2 separate regions of the Mus musculus genome follow, and region 1 is linked to region 2. The links are chromatin loops, found by intact Hi-C in ENCODE. Cell type or tissue: left cerebral cortex. All regions are shown on one strand. Each heading gives the region's core, and the rest is flanking DNA. Links, peaks and the distances in the headings are about the cores only.

Region 1 (5,382 bases), core at 91-5,090, 240 kb before region 2:
AAAATAGCGTTCCTCTCAGCACAGCACAGAATCTACACAGATACATAAAAGCTACAGGAGAATTTCCTCAATACTCAGCTCTCGGACGAGACAGACAGCCGGAACCAGGAGCTCACACGAGCTAGCAAATAACCCGGGATTTTAGGGTAGACAGATCTAGAAGGTGATGGCTCCAATAAATACCGGAGGTGCATTGGACAAGTGGGGTAAGTCTAGTGATCTAGTCCTATGGATTCGTTTTTGGAGAGTTCAAGAAGAAACTGCTGAGAGCTTCAGTCGGCAGCATGGTGAACAGTTGTCTGTGTGCCAAGTGTGAGACGAATGGGCTGGGAAACGGCTGAAGCGCAGCTCCTTCCACCCTGACCCCCAAACAGGGTTTCTAATGGGAAGGCTGACAGACCCTTTACTGTAGTGGCACTACTGGGGCAGCTATAATATTATCCTCATAATTCTACTATATAATAACAACAAAGAAAAAGAAGGTGAAGGGTCATTGTGCTTTGTCTTTAGAATTAAGATGGCTGTCTTCATCCTTACAGCATACTCTTAATTCTGGAGACACATCTTAATAACCTCTAAATAGTTCCAACAAAAGAGCCGTGTCAGAGGAATGAGCAGGCCCCAAGGTGTTTCAACTGGAGTGTTTTCATCTGCCTTTATTGCTCTATCCCTCTCCAGAATTAAGGCAATAACCTGTGATAAATTATTCAGGAACTGCTACAGGGATCAAAGCAAAATCATTCTGTTAAAGTGCTGTTTGCAACATTTGGCACTTAGTGCGAAAACTTTTAATGTGCGCATGCTGAAAATCAAGGATTTTAAATAATTTAACATCGAGGAGTTTTTACGAAGGGACTAAAGATAGCAGGTTCTATTTAACTGCTCCTCTTCCTCCGAGAAGTTTTCATTCATTTTCCTTAAAACCCGTGACGTCATGGCTGAATTGAAAACTATGCCAGGGCAAGGGGAACAGTACATTATATTTGACTATAAAATGATGGGGGTGGGAGGCAAGAGACATTTTGAAATAATATCCCAGAACCCGGATTTCCACCCCCCCTTTCTTTCTTTGATTTTGAAGAGAAAAATAAAAAAAGACAAAAATTTACCATTCACTTAAATTTTATTAGGACCAAGCAAAGAAAGCACAGTCATAAATAAGAGCCTCTCAGCATTCTTTCCTCACAGTGTTTTGGTTTGAGAGAACTTAATGTTCAACTTCAACCTAAAATCTGCATTTGAAAAATATCTATAAATAGAGAGTTAGATGATCCTGGTAAGGTTGCAAATTAAATGAATTTGGCAGTCCTACAGCATTTTCATAACAATATTTTAGCAGCATCACCTCCTGTGGATTGGAATACTGAATACTTTACTAGAGAACAAAACAGAACTGTTTTCATTTCTAGTACGTGTGAATGAAGGACCTGAAAGCACCTTTGCATGTATTATTTATTCACCATGATAGAAAAAATAGCCTTAACCTAATAAATTACATTTAAGACCATTTAGTACAAAAGTTTTGTTTATGATAAAGCAACAGACTTTGTTCTTTACCGGCAGCTGTAAGCACCAAGTTTTCTTCATACAAATTAGACAGATGGTGCTTACAGTAGAATTTACTAAAGGTCTGTCACAACAAATGCAGCCAAGCTGCATATTTAATCACTGCAGAATCTTGTCTACCTGCAGCTGCCAACTGCTAATCCAATTTCCCTGATAAATGTGGCAAGAGACACGATCAGCAATAAAGAGCATCTAACTCCATTTTCCTGCAGGGCGTCTTTTGATGAACATTTAGGACGGAAGCGAGGAGTGCACTGTGTGGCCTTGGTTCGTGGCAGCTGCATGCATTCTGAGGCAGCGCTCAGGTTACTCACTTAATTCTGCCACTATCATTACGTTGCTATTGATCTCAGTAGCTGTTGCCTACACAGCATTACTCTAGATGAAGCTGAATCAGGCAGTTATCATGCATCAAACTTGCTCAAAAGCCTGGAGATTTCCCCTTAATTACTTGTGATTTTATTTGCAAATACCGTTAAAGTGTAATCAAGCAGTCACTTTCCAGGGTCGTTAAGAACTCGGTAGTTTAGGGATATATCACTGGAACTCCATTAAAAATGACTCTAGGAAGATGGTTTCTATCAAACTAGATGGAATTACATCCAAACAGGCGTGGAATATAATGAAATCTTCAAATGAGACAAATGTAATTTTTATAAAGATGGCACTTTTCAACATCACTGATTCTTTTGATAAGAGGCAACAATGGCTACTAAAAAGCTATAAAGATTCTGTTGGTCAGAAGAATTTAGAAGACATCTAAAAATTACAGTTAATTTGACTGGTCACTGACACAGAATTTAGGAAGACCATTTAAACAAAGAAAAATTGAGATCTTATTTACTTAAAAAAAATTTAATGATATCTAGTTCAAAATCTCTATTTTAAAATAAAAGGTATAATATTTCCATAATTTTTCCCCTCAGAATTATATAAATATCACCAAAGGTTATCCCTTTTCTAGTTGATTTGATGGTATTTGTTTGTGTATATATATGAGATAGAGAAAAGGGAGAGAGGAAAAGAGAAGCCATGAAAGATGGATAATATTTTAATGTATTTCAAATAACAATAACATATGACCAGGGCACCACCAACAAAGGTACCTACTTCTCTCAAGTGTAGTTATTATTCTTAAGACTAATAATCAGTGCTTATCTGTTTGCGATAGCACTGATGTCGTATAATTTCAGGAGATACTGTTTCTGTTTGGCAAAGCTCCTGTTCCCATCCCCCCCACCCCCCATAAAATATGGGGCTGTTTTGTCACAAACAGCTTGGTACACTTAAGGATTTTACTAATAAAACATAATGTTGTCTTAGATATTATGACTGTTGCCACAGCTGAAGTGACTTGTCAAATCAATCCTAATATGGCTCCCACAGGCACATAAAGCCTTATTTAGCCATCAGTTACCCTAATCACTTGTTCACTTTAAGGATGCAATACTTGAAGACCAGCTCCTGTTTATACACATATGCCTAGCCATTTAATAAAGTCCTGATTTATAGAAATTCTTGTTTAAAAATCTTCAGAGATGTAGGGTTTTGGCACATGTGTGTATCTATACAGACACGCTGAGACACAGAGTCGGCCGGGTAGGTGGGAGCATGGTTAAAGCATGTGCCCATGGGCACTCTGCTCTTACAGACAGCATCACTGGAGACACATCTGCACCACCTAACTGTGAAGTGACTGTCCTTGGCCACACTCACTGACCTCAAAGTCTATTTGCATCAGAAACTAGAGAAGCTTATGTTAAAGCTCAACTCATAAGCATATTACTTAGAGATGTGGGTTTGAAACTCACATACATACAAGTACACAGATACACAAATGCCTGTTCTGGTGTTAAAGAATAAACTTGTCTTTCCTCATGTATGAAAACAAAACTCACCTTTACTTCTTCCTGTTTAAAGTTATTGTTGAATATTTGTAACACTGTTTCAAAAGAGACTGTGAGAGGCAGCATAAAATTCTCAAATTCATCCTCATCTTCACCTATGAAAGAGACAAAAGGGTCACAGTTTAAAATGTACGCTAATGTACATTAGCCTCACCACTGAGTGGGTCACTCAGGTTTAGAGATGTCCCTGAGAAGAAGTCACCCTGCATCTGTATCCATGCCACAGCTGGTGCCTGGGCTCATTGCATATTCTGGTTTTTACTCTATACCAAATGAAACAGCAACATTACTCAAGAGCCACTTTTCTCCCTGGCTTTAACTGACTCAGGCCCCAGGCATCTCCATCCATCTTTAGATTTGGGGGCCCCACAGTTTCCCTGATCCCTCAGGAAAGGCTATTTTGAAAGCTTTACAGACATTGGTCTCCCCCTTTTTCTCTTTCTCTTCCTCTCCTCTCCTCTCTCTCTCCCTCTCCCTCTCTCCCTCTCCCTCTCTCCCTCTCCTTCTCCCTCTCCCCCTCCCCCTCCTCCTCCCCCTCCTCTCCCTCTCCCCTCTCCCCTCTCCCTCTCCCTTCTCTCTCTCTCTCTCTCTCTTTGGAGCCATGGCCGCAAAGAATTCAGAGGGTCAGGTGCCCAGGTAGCTCTAAGTTATTCTTCTTCTTCATTTATATTCTTTAAAAAATTAACTTCCAGGGGCTGGCAAGCTCGCTAGCTCAGTGGCTAAGAGGACCTGAGTACTGCTTGGAGCACATCAGGCAGCTCAGGTGCCTTTAACCCTCGCTCCATGGGCCTCAGCTCCTCTTCTGGAAACATGCATACACACACAGACAAATCTTTAAAGATGGACTTATTAATGAATGGAAAAAAGATGAGGCTCTCTCACAGGATGTTTAGATTTCAACTCTTCTCCATGGAGCATTTCCTCTTCATTATGGGCAAAGAGTAAAATGAGATACTCCTCCTTAATTTTTTATATAAAGGTAGACTATATTGTTCTTAACGATTCTGTCAAAACAGAATCTTTACACATTGATAATTTGTATGCTATTCTTTTCAAAATCGGTTTCTCAGAAATTAGATCGATTCTCTCATTCATCTATTGCTACATAGAACCATTTACTAACAAAGCAACAGAAAAGCTTACATGTTTGGTTGAAGGTCCCACTAAGTTGGAAGAGAACCATATGGTTCAAATCTTCTGATTTCAGTGCTACCAGTGGTTTAAAATACAGCATGCTGTAGGAAACGACAGAGAGGAGACCAGTAGACCCCATGTTCGGTACAGAAGTAGGACCACTACCTAAGGCTCATGAAATTCCAACTTCCAGGTTCCAACCCAGATCTGCTCTCTTAGGGCATAGGAACAGCCACTCTGTTTTCACAGCTCTCCAGATAATTCAGATACATTCATCCTTATACAGACGAAGTCCAAGGCCACAGACAGAGGCAATCAGTGGTGGGTCCATTGACTGCTAAATGGTGGCTGATCTGGTTGACCCTTACATTTTATGATTTGCTTCTTCCCTTAAAACTTATATAATAATTTTTCTTGCGAGTCCAACAGAATAGTGAACAGAAAAAGCTGCCAAGCCAGTGAATCTTTCCTTGTGGTCTAGTCCTGGGTCTAGATATTGGGTGAAGACTGAAGCAGAGCAAGTTATAATCTATGCTTTGTCAAGATATTATGTGACCATATTACTCCTCATCGCCAAAACAGCTTGTCACATAAGTTTGTATTTTTAAGGCTTGCATCCAAAAAAGTCATCTAAAATGGCCACACCCTTCCCAGACCTTCTGCAAGTGCCTCCTCTTTCCCTTCTATTTCTGTTGCATCCCCCTTCACTTTAGAGCACAAATCTCAAAACAGCACCAGTACTGTAGTCATTTATATCATGCCACCACCATCACCA
Region 2 (5,382 bases), core at 184-5,183:
AGGCCAGCCCGGTCTACATAGCAAGTTTCAGGACAGCCAGAAATACCTAAAGAGATTCTGTCTCCAAAAACAAGCAAGCAAACAAACAAAGAAATAATAGATTGCAGGACTCCTAGAATTTCCCTGGGCCGAGGAATCGTGCAAATCGGTCCCTGTTTCAGTTTTGCAAGGAGCCAGGCTGATATTTATTGTCAGTAGCCTCTATACAGAGTTTGATGTTGCTGTCATCTGTTTATTTTAGAAGAGTTTGGGAATGGTGTAAATGAGAATTAAAAGATTATTATATAAAAGTACAAAAGCCTGGGGGTCCACAGGGTAGGGACTGACATACTAATTAGAAATTCCAGGAACTCTTCACACTTTTAGTGGCACTAATCTTCTACTTCAGCTGTCAGGAGAGAGCAAGTGGGTTTTATTTTAAGCTGTCAGGCCAACTTTAGTGTTTGCTGAGACTTAAAAAAAAGAGAGAGAGAGAGAGAGCATCTGTTTTTGAAAATGGAAACCTGGTGCTTGATACCCACTCTTTGTTTTTAAGATGCTCCTAAATCTAGAGGACTGGATCCATTAGGTGCCAACAAAAGCCAGTTAAACCAGATCCTATGAGCTTTGTTTTGTTTTCCCCAATAATGTGTCTTTTATTTTTATACAGCAACCTCTCAGCGGTAGTCCCAATAAAAAGAGCTATCATTTACCGTGCACCCAGCAGCATGCCAGGATCAGCGGCAGCAAGTGTTCTGTACACCTCGCATCTTTGTGTGCATCAGACATGTTGTATCACTGAAGCCCACGAGGGTGGCTCTCTACAGAGAAGGAAATAAAACTGAATGAGGTTAAACCAGGCCACAGACCTTTGTGATGGAGGGCAGGACCAGGACTTAAACCCAAGTGGACTCAGGTCAACTGCCCCAGTCCACAGATGGAGCTCCTCACAAGGTCAATTCAGCTTGTCCATTTCACGTCCATGTCAGCCTGATGAGCTACTGTTTGGGGGATGGTGAGTCCAGCCAGCTTGTCTAAGGTAGGAAAGAGAAGGAGATGTGCTCCTATTGTTTGTTCTCTTTTCTTTCATCCTTATTATTGTCCAACAGGTTCATATTTGAGAGACTTCTGACAACTTGTAAGAAGTAAGTAAATAAACGTGCTGAATTAAGTCCTACCAAACAGACCAGGTTTGAATCCCAGCTCTTCCCACGAATATAGCCACCAGGCAACCACCTAACTCCAATGAGTCATGACTTCCCTTGTTTGTAAAATGAGTTAATAGCGTCTTAGAGGGTTAGAGTCAGGACAAGAGATAGGCCAGATAAGGTCCTTGGTATGTGGTTGGCTTTTAATAAATTGCTGTTGACTGGTGTCTTTGCAACCAGGACTCCTGCTGTTTTATGTGACTCATAACATCAAGTCTATCTAAAATATTGGAGAAGAAGCAAAATGAGAAGCCACTGGTAGACAGCATTATGGTGATCATTCTTAATATTTTCCCCAAGCAACTGCATACAAGTTGTTTTATGCCAGTGTTCAATCTGGAAAACGTTATAAAACTTTGAGCAGACAATGGCACGCTAGTGCAGTGCTTGCTGAAGCACCATATGCCTTTCTGATAAAGATATAACTTTATTGCTTTTTATGTACTCTCTTGTTTAATACAGTAAGCAAATGGGAGATAATTTGAAATACTTTTACCACCGTTTACAGTGTCAGAACATGCAACTTACCTTTAAGAATGCAAATGATTCATTGCTGGCATTGTGAAGACAACAAATGCATCTTTTTTTTTTTTTGAGACAGGGTTTCTCTGTGTAGCCCTGGCCAAATGCATCTTAAAAACAATCACTTGCATGGTGCCGAAGGGATCAGATTCTTAGGCTCTTCCCTCTGTGGTAATGAAGTGGGATGGTCTTGTGAACTGTATTCTTGGAGCATCTGAGCCGGGTCAAATATATCTTTGTGATCTCTGTAGGTTCTTTCAGAGGCAGGGGGTGAAAAGCTGGCTCCTCTGTGCTTGAAAAGAAGTATTTAAAATTCCTTTGGGAAGAAGAATGATGTTTGATGGCAAAGAGTCCAAAGATACACCCCTGGTTTAGCGGGTAAAATAGTTCTGGCAGAGGGAGAGGGACTGTGGAGTCACAGGTAACAACAGATCATTGCACAGTGTCTTTCTTCATGGAACGGTAGCTTTTCCTTGCACTGATATACCGTAGTCTTATAACCCTGGTTCTTGGTAGACAGAATCTGAGGTGCATGCATTGCATCCTTTTGGGAGAGCTGGCAGGGACCAATGAAGAGAACACTGAGTTGAGGCGGCATGGCTTTTAGACGCGGTTGTGCTGTTTCCTCTGGGATGTATCTTGTGGTCTCTGACCCTTACCTATATTAATATGGGAATAGACTGATTGAACCTCGTGATGTCCTAGCTACTTCTTAAGTCTAACTTTCTAGAGATGTAAATGATGTGTGTGTGATCACGTGTCCAACTCGTTAGCATCCATTTAAATGAATTATGTCACATTTCCAGAACACCTTCATATTTTTAATCTTATTTTTAACCCTCCCACAAACCTGTGAACTAGGAAGGGTAAATGCTTTTGTCCCATTTGATATATTAGGAAACTTAGGCAAATAGAGATTAAGTTAATGGCGGAGTCCAGGTCTCCTGACTCTCATTTCTGGGTTCCTACACTAAATTAAGCTTGGATTAGTCTATTGGGATAAGTGTGAAAGGGTATACAGCTGAATTCTTTGTGGAAAAAAAAGTAAGTTGATAAATTATATTAAATTACTACAGTAGATAGAAAACAAACTTGTATTTCCCTGGTGGAGAATTTGCCTTTGAACCCCACTGTGAAATGGATTAGAACGTTTTGTTAGGATGTAAGCAATGTACAAATGCAGAAAAGGTACCCATCTCATATCCTTCTAAATGGATAATTCCTCCTGGGACTTCTTTACATTCCGAAGATTCATTTATTATTGCATTCTAAGGACTGAGACTTTGAATGCCACTGCATCTGAGTCTACGTTTTATTGGTGGCACCTGTGGTTATCACTTTCCACCCTTTTCCTCTCCGTTTCCTTTGTTCTGCTTCATAGACAAGATTTGATTTATGAACGAGAGCTGTTTGATTCTTCAAGATATAGTTTGGTGAATTGGTTCAATAACTTGTTATTGAAAAGCAAAATCCATCAGGGACGTATCTGCCTACTTCTCAAAGAAGACTCTCTTAGAGACTCTTTATTTACCACCAGCGCCTCAGCCCTGGATTTTATGAGGACATAGCCATAGTTTGTTTGTTTGTCACAGATGTCTGTGAAAGGGTTCAATCTAAAAGACCAGCTTTAAGGCATCCTGTAACATTTGAGAAATTAAACAAATGTCTTAATTCACAAGGTAACGTGCACATCCAGATGGTGAGGCCGTTGCCTTTACTGCAACACAGAGCCGATTGGGGTCAGACTTCCAGAAGCCATAAGAGTGAGAAAGGAGCCTTTAATCCCAGTACTTGGGAGGCAGAGGCAGGCGGTCATTGAACTGGAGGCCAGCCTGGTCTATAGAGAGAGTTCCAGGACATTGGGGCTACACAGAGAAACCCTGTCTCGAGAACCAAACAAGCGAACAAAAGAATGGGAGAGATCAGTGTTTGGAGCTCCCCTCTTTTGAAAGTCAGATCTGAAGCATTACTGTTTCTCAACTATGCTCCTTCTCATTCCTATTTGACAACTCTCCCCAACCCCCAGCCCCCACCCCCGCCCCCACCCCAGCCCCCACCCCCCCATCCCCTCACCTGCCCCCCCCACCTGCCCCCATCCCCACATCCGTCCCGTCAGTTTTTAAAGGAGGCTTTGGAATTGTATACTTGACCTCCTCAAGAGGTTATCTACAAGGCATTCTACCTGCCGTTCCCACCCTCTGTAAAAGCTGAACACTGTCACGTGGGGTGAGGTTTGCTCACCTGGGATGTTCTTTGGTTCCTTCACTTGGTTTTCAACTCAGTGTCTCAAACACCCGGGATTGGAATGAAGAGCAGCTCCGCCCTCGGACACGCCCTCGCTGTTCAGTTGCAGTCTTACATTGGATGCCATTTTGTCCTGCTGCGGTCTTCTCAGACTTAGACTTTTACCTGTTCCTTCTTGACACCGACATAGAAGATTCAAATGAGACAAAGGGGAAAAAAAAAACCCAACCCTGTTTCCCGTCTGCTGCATACATTATTCATGTATTCAGCCAGACTCTTCCTTGTGACAGACACACTGTATAATCTTTCCCTGAAAAGTTCTCCGAAAGTAGTTTTCTTCCAGCTGTTTTCCTTTTGTACCAAGGCATTTGGAGTTGACATCTGTTTATACACACACACACACAAACACACACACACACACACACACGCACGCACGCACGCACGCACGCACGCACATTGGGGGGGGAGACAGAGAGAGAGAGAGAGAGAGAGAGAGAGAGAGAGAGAGAGAGAGAGAGAGAGAGAGAGAGAGGAGAGAGAGAGAGAAGTCCCAGGCCTAGGTTAAGACTCTAGGATCGGGCTGGTGAGATGGCTCAGTGGGTAAGAGCACCCGACTGTTCTTCCAAAGGTCCAGAGTTCAAATCCCAGCAACCACATGGTGGCTTACAACCATCCATAACAAGATCTGACTCCCTCTTCTGGTGTGTCTGAAGACAGCTACAGTGTACTTACATATAATAAAAAATAAATCTTTAAAAAAAAAAAAAAAGACTCTAGGATCGGTTGCCTATAACGCAGCACTGTGCACTGATGGCTCTTATGGTGAGTAAGATGTGGGAAGCATGGCTTTAAAGCATGTGTGCCCAAGCCCTTGACACCATCTCCAGAGTGAATGAGTCTCTAGGACAGTGGTTTTCAACCTGTGGGTCTCAACCCCCCACAGGGGTTGCACATTTATATTGCAGTTCATGAGAGTAGCAAAGTTACAGTTACAAAGTAGTGATGAAATAAACTTTCTGGTTAGGGGGTGTCTTAGACAGGGTTTCTATTCCTGCACAAACATCATGACCAAGAAGCAAGTTGGGGAGGAAAGGGTTTATTTGGCTTACACTTCCAAATTGATGTTCATCACCAAGGAAGTCAGGACTGGAACTCAAGCAGGTCAGAAAGCAGGAGCTGATGCAGAAGCCATGGAGGGATGTTCCTTACTGGCTGGCTTCCCCTGGTTTGCTCAGCCTGCTCTCTTATAGAACCCAAGACTACTAGCCCAGAGATGGTCCTACCCATAAGGGGCCTTTCCCCCTTGATCACTAATTGAGAAAATGCCTTACAGTTGGATCTCATGGAGGCATTTCCTCAACTGAAGCTCCTTTCTCTGTGATAACTCCAGCTGTGCCAGGTTGACACAAAACTAGCCAATACAGGGGGT

Evidence for each region. Hi-C counts contacts between places; a loop is a spot of excess contacts. Peaks named below come from ENCODE experiments on the same cell type or tissue, not always from the same donor. Only the 100,000 strongest peaks of a DNase experiment are listed, where the experiment ranks them.
Region 1: a loop joins it to region 2, with 4 times the contacts of the local background. A loop is called at or near these places in 2 of 42 quality-filtered maps.

What each region holds. Positions count from the first base shown.
Region 1 is chr11:33,299,303-33,304,684 of GRCm38, forward strand. Ranbp17 (RAN binding protein 17) reads right to left here. Exons shown (of 28, transcript NM_023146.3): 19 at 3,465-3,568. Among named protein-coding and RNA genes, the nearest start is that of Tlx3, 98 kb to the left of the region's middle. In left cerebral cortex, for the core only: no CTCF peak of the experiment used is centred there; no DNase peak of the experiment used is centred there.
Region 2 is chr11:33,540,303-33,545,684 of GRCm38, forward strand. It overlaps Gm36005 (a long non-coding RNA gene), which reads right to left and starts at 4,333. Exons shown (of 3, transcript XR_872362.2): 1 at 3,951-4,333; 2 at 1,716-2,368; 3 at 666-1,013. RefSeq lists a cis regulatory region at 1-3,203. In left cerebral cortex, for the core only: no CTCF peak of the experiment used is centred there; no DNase peak of the experiment used is centred there.